Linked DNA regions of Homo sapiens: region 1 is linked to region 2. A link is a contact called in ENCODE Hi-C or POLR2A ChIA-PET data. All regions are on one chromosome and are shown on one strand. Each heading gives the region's core, a stretch centred on a gene start or an enhancer-like site at or near the end of the contact. The rest is flanking DNA. Distances are from core to core; before and after follow the strand shown. Region 1 has its middle 51 kb from the start of EFNB2. Region 2 overlaps LOC107984626 (a long non-coding RNA gene).

Region 1 (2,838 bases), core at 219-2,718, 210 kb after region 2:
GATGGAAAAGGAATCATAATTTTTAATCAGATAAAGTTATAGTGTTATTTTTACCCACATTTTAAAAAAAACCTAAAAAGATAAATTTAATAGATTAGATAGTAGATTATATTATGAAATGCTTGTACATTTTCTCAAGACTGATAATGGCATTGTGGTTATACAAGAGGGTTTCATCTTCCGAGATGCTGACATGTGGGAAGAAAGTATTGTGAGATCTGAAAATTCTTCAGCCAAGGAATGTGTGTACACATCCATATACACACATACACACATACTGATGTACATAGAAACACACAGAGCATGAGCATATGTACAAAGTGCTGATTATTGACTCTACATAGAAGATAGCTGGGAGTTCATTGTTCTGTCTTTCAACTTTTCTGTATATCTGAAAATTTCCAAAGTAAAATACTAGGAAAAATAAAAAGAACCAAAGGGATAAAAAGCACATCACCTGCAAACAGAAAGCTCCACAGATCTCCAGTCTCCCTACCTTAGGGCTCTGCAGAGTTCATAGGTAGACATACTTGAATGTCAGAAATCAGATATTGATATCCAAAACCAAGAAGCATCACAGAACACGCGGGTGCCGATGGTCTGCAGTAGAAAAGTTTTCCCAAAGGATTTCTGTTTGCTGCTATAAAAAGCTGGGGTGACCTTATAAAGCATTTGCCAGACTCTTCAAACTGCCTAATCACTGTTGTAATAGTAGTACCTGCTTGGCCGGCGGTGCTGGTTAAAAAATTCTATTGCCATATTTCAAACACTTTTCTGGAATCTGTTCTTAAAGTTAGCATAATTGAGACTCAAAAACAACGCACAGGGGATGAAAAGCCATGTGGCTTTAATCCATGTTCTCGTGGTCCCTGAGGCGATGGTGACTCAGGGAGAGAGCATGTCCCACCAGGCCATCTTTAGGAGGTGAGGACTTGGTATGCCACCTTTCCAATGGACAGCTGCCTCTCCCTGTGGTTAACGTCCACAGCACACGAGGCTTTATTGGCTCCACTCATTGTGTTGCACACAAACGTTAATGCCTCCCACTTTTTCAGCAACTGTTTGCAGCAAAAAACCCAGTCCCGGCAGCGCGGCCTCAGTGGGAGCTTCAGAGACCAAACTATCAAGGTACATTTTCCATTGTTTAGCAAAGTACCCGATAGTTTTGGAAATGGAGAATGGTGCTTCCACCATGCTTAAGCAGACTTTTTTTTTTTTTATATAAGCCCACGTGTGACTGCTACACAGAATACGAACTTCTGACACAGGCACTCCTGGAAAATGTTTTTCATCTTTTCCTGACACCCAGCCAACAGTGTGGAGGAATAAACTGGTGTAAGTTGAAGTGTAATTAATGCCGTCATTATTTTTATCTGAAATATTTAAGGGAGTTGGTAGGAGACCCTTATCTTTTCCCTCCCCTTTTACAAAGACGGAAGTTAAGAGGCAGGGACCTGGGTTTATGCAGGAGGAGCCCCGCGTCTGCTCGTCTGAAATGCTTATGCTGCACGTAGCTTGTAGGTCACTTTGGCAAACACCCCAGATACTCAGACTTCCTTTTTTTCCCTACTGTTTTTGGGTCCAGGGCTAACTACTGTTAGCGGACATAAAGTTCTCTGCAATTCTTTCCTCAGAACCAGCTACCAGAAAACTACCAATTATAGCCAAGAAACAGTCTTTCAAATACACATACACATTGTAATGTGGGCTGGAAACCAGTTGGAAACTTTTTGATTTGCCCTTTAAGGCTGGAGGCAGGCACTTGAGGCAAACTCCTAAGACGTTCTGAAGAGCAGAACAGCGATTCTAAATTTAGCATCTTAACCAGCCAGTCGGCATACATGTAATGAAAGATTTAAAAGGAAAGAAATTGAACTGGCAGTAACAGAAGATACAGGTGGATGAAAAGACAGCTACAAATAGACAAACACCTTCCTAAAACAATGCCCAAGGAATTCAGACCTAGAGCAGCTGTAAGCCTTCTTCCTTCCTTTCTCACCTGCATCCGAGATGCCTAATTGCTGTTCATGAGGTTTTAAAATTCCTAAGTGGACCGTGAGTTCCCTCATAGGAGGAATCCTGTCTTTCATGTTATAATCTCTAATATTCAGCACACTGCCTGGTAGATAGTAAGTGCTAAATAAATGATGTTATATGAGTGGACAAATTAATGTGTGTGTGTGTATGCATGCATGCACATGTGTGTGTGTTCGTTATATGAAGCTTCTAGACTTATCAATAAGCAAGAATCTGCTTAGGTGAGCTCATTTTGAGTGTCTCAGGCCCATCTAATGAAAAGGTGCTAGCTGAGGGTGACTGAAACCAGTGCTGCCTCTGCCTCTCCCCACGGCTCCCTACTAACCTGTGTGTTCTCTGCTGAAAACAGAGATGAGATTTTTGGATTTGTTGTGTTTTATGAGCTACACTTCAACATTAGCTGCATGTAATTGACCTAAGTCTTAGGAAGTCTCAATGAGTATCCGAGGGAGTCCACGTTGCAGATGGCTGGCCTAAGTCAAGGACCTGCTATGTGGTTTGCCTTGGGTCACATGAAGAAACAGAAGTTCCAGACAGAGGTGCCCCAGATTCCACAGGTTCTATGCTTTCTTAGCATGTAAAGGAATCTAAGCTATACTAGTTATTCATGTAAAACAAACAAACAAAAAAGTTGGAGTTATGTGTATAGAAACCTGTCTCACATCTTTTTTGTCATCTTGAACATCATGCAGGTCACTCAGTTGATGAAGAACTAAGAGATCAAATACTCCTAGACCCACTGGAAGATAGAGCAAGCTGTGAGCTCTTCCTGGAGCATTTTTTCCCAGTTGATGAATCCCA
Region 2 (2,952 bases), core at 411-2,910:
TTTTCATCCATTTTTAGGCCACAGAAACAGAATTTTCTAGAAATTCTTGTCTTGGAATATATTCTTAAAGAAGTGCCTATCTGAAGGAGCCATTTCTACCCAACCAATTTGATTACTGGATTACTTTTTTACATGTAACAACATGAAAACAACGTTCATCATGCCTTGAAAAATATAATAAAAACTAATAAATTCAAAAACACAGAAATATTTTCTAATATCCTTTTTTAATTTAGCAGTGATTCTTGTGTTTTCTCCAAACCAATTTTGCTTCAGATGTTCCAAAGAAAAAAAAATGCCTTCAAATCTTCAGAAAATAACTCAGATGCTTTTATTTAAAATGAGCTTTGCCATCAGGGAACTGTTAGTCTATAGGAAGCTGTCGTCAAATAGAAACTCTAATCACCTTGCTACCCACTTCACGAAAGTTCATAATAGTCAGTTACATGTGACCTTCCACAATTAGTTTATTTGGGATTACAGCTTGATTCCCCAAAGATTTGGATATTTAACAAGGAATTACTACTGACTTAAATAAGTTCACAGGAGATACTGAGTGTACTGTGTCTGCTATGCACACAAATGCAAAAAGGCCAACATCCCTATAAATGTGTGATTCATTTTAGCCTGATTAGCAACGGTTTTCAAAATGGCTCCATTAATCCTCACACAACCACCCCCCATCTCAACCCAGAATCAACAAAATCTTCAGCTTATTTAAGCTTGAAACTTGAGAAAATAATCTTACACTATATTGGAACCCCAAATGCAGCTGTAGGTATCCCTCTGAGACGGTCACAGGGTTAGTAGACACCTCAGTAAAAGAGTTTTATTAGCATTTAATTTATTTAATTTTGAAGGGATTAAATGAAATGTTAGCATAACTGACTACAATCCACATTCCACAATCAACAACCCGATACCATTCCTTCTTCCAAGAAAATGACCGTGTATTTTGAGAATAGCTTATATAGTCAGCATGTTTTACAGGTTTCTCTGGAAAGGGAAAAAAAAGATGATGAATAATACAAGGTTTTTCAGCTAACTAGCTACTTAAGAAGGAAGCAGTCATACGCCAAACCATAGTGAGTCATGTCAACCTGTTTGAAGACAAATCTATGCCTTCGATTCTCACTTCTATCTGAAAAATAAATTACTATTCTCTATTTATTACACATGCTTCTGTTCAGTGATGGACATGATGGGGGCTAAATTGGAGTGCATTGTAGAAAAACTTCCAGATCATAACTGAATATTTAAGCAGCTTTTCCTATTTCACTGACACAGTAAGAAAAGCACTAACCTTTGCCGTTAGGCCCTTTAGGCTCAATTTTTACCTGAACAAAATCAGCCAAAACTACATAGAAGGAATCTCACACTCACACAAATAATGTCAATGAAATGCATTTTTCACCAATTTTCTCCTTCTGTGCCTATTTATGTAACGATGTATAAAGGACACAGTATTTCCAGATATTATTTTCCAGCCAGAAAATTAATTGTGAATCATAAAAGGGAAAAAAAATCACTGCTCCAAACAAAGAAAATTACCTGCTGGTTTCATACAAATCAGGGCTGGCACTGGAAGCACAGGATGCTGGCTTTTCAGTGCAGCATCCATTTAAGCTGGCATCTGATGACAGTGAGCACGCTGCCAATATCAGCTGCATGCCAACCCTATCACTAGTGGGACTGGCAGCACCAAAATAAAACAAAGACCAGATTACCGGCCTTGAAAATATCAAGAGGGAGGAACTGCTGCTTAAGAGGCATTTAAATAATCTTCCTACGTTTCTTAACAAGATTACCCCTAAAAGCCCCCTGGGAAACCAACTCCTTCCTCCCTGCTGGTTTGTACCCCCCTGGATAGAAGGCTTTGCATCGAACTCTTCTTAGCGTACCTCTCCACCAAGTATGGAAGTTAAGCCGCACCCGACTGGCTGCCACTGTTAATGAGGTTGTTGTCAGCCAGCCGAAACCCACACTGAGAGATTACAGTTCAGTATTCCCCTCTCCAGGCCCAACAGGAGAAACTGAGCTGTCTCTGCACATTCAGGGCTGAGTTTATGTCCTTTGATTGTCCTAGCATTTTACTTTCACGAGTGTGTGCATCTACCCAGCAAACCTAGGAAGCAAGCTGAGGACTATTTTTCCCACTCATATATAGGGAAAAAAAAGGGGGTGGGGACTGCAAGAAGCCAGGTTTGCTGGTTTGTTCTCTTCCCACGTAGCACCCATCACCACCTCAAAAACACACATTGGGCACTTTTAAAGGTTGCTTTCCTTAAAGCTGTGAATGTGATCGATGTACACAATGTCTCAATGGCTAGGATCTGAGTTACCCATACATTCAAGTCCCATTCACCACTTGGATGAATGGCCCTTACTACTTCAGGTTGCGAATATCAACTAGATGAGCTGCTGGTGGATCCCCCTCCATGCTGGCAGAGAACTGTTTCCCCTTCACCACCTTCATCCGATGAGCAGCAGCATGAAGGTGAGAACACCTCTCCGCATCCTGCTAACTCTATTCATCAGTTTTAGACCTGTAATACATACGCTTTTAAATGCCTACCATTCTACTCAATGACTGCCCAGAAAGAATTTTAGACAGTAGAGAATCTAGGCCGTCATGGGAATAGCTGTATTACCTCAAAGATTCCCCTCCTAAATAATAACTTAAGTTTCTCAACATGTTCTACAGAACGCTGTAAAGGATTGCTTTTAGGATGACAATGCATAGCTATAAACAGCGAGTACGGAGAAGTTCAGGTCATTTTCTACATGCGTAGCCTATAAAATTTCATTTATTAGATTGAAAACCCCCCTAAAAAACATAGGACATAGATTTTTTAAATGCGGAAATAAAGATCAATTCTGCTGTAGAATTTTGAATTTCTAAGTTTAAGGTGAATCCTAAATTGCTTAGAAACATTGTTTGTCTTCAGTTAT

Evidence for each region. A loop is a pair of places that touch in the nucleus more often than their neighbours do. ChIA-PET counts read pairs that join two places held with the same protein, here RNA polymerase II (POLR2A).
Region 1: a loop to region 2 is called in a map of cardiac septum, with 2.2 times the contacts of the local background. The contact joins two enhancer-like sites. A Hi-C loop is called at or near these places in 1 of 168 maps with a recorded cell type or tissue (cardiac septum). POLR2A ChIA-PET finds 5 or more read pairs at or near these places in 1 of 52 experiments (AG04449).

What each region holds. Positions count from the first base shown.
Region 1 is chr13:106,483,348-106,486,185 of GRCh38, forward strand. No RefSeq gene overlaps it. Among named protein-coding and RNA genes, the nearest start is that of EFNB2, 51 kb to the right of the region's middle. Within about 2 kb of position 1,469, at least 4 of the 41 ENCODE cell types and tissues checked have a DNase peak (open chromatin) inside an H3K27ac peak, as active enhancers do.
Region 2 is chr13:106,276,039-106,278,990 of GRCh38, forward strand. The region is part of intron 2 of LOC107984626 (a long non-coding RNA gene); the gene reads right to left. Among named protein-coding and RNA genes, the nearest start is that of LINC00460, 99 kb to the right of the region's middle. Within about 2 kb of position 1,661, at least 2 of the 41 ENCODE cell types and tissues checked have a DNase peak (open chromatin) inside an H3K27ac peak, as active enhancers do.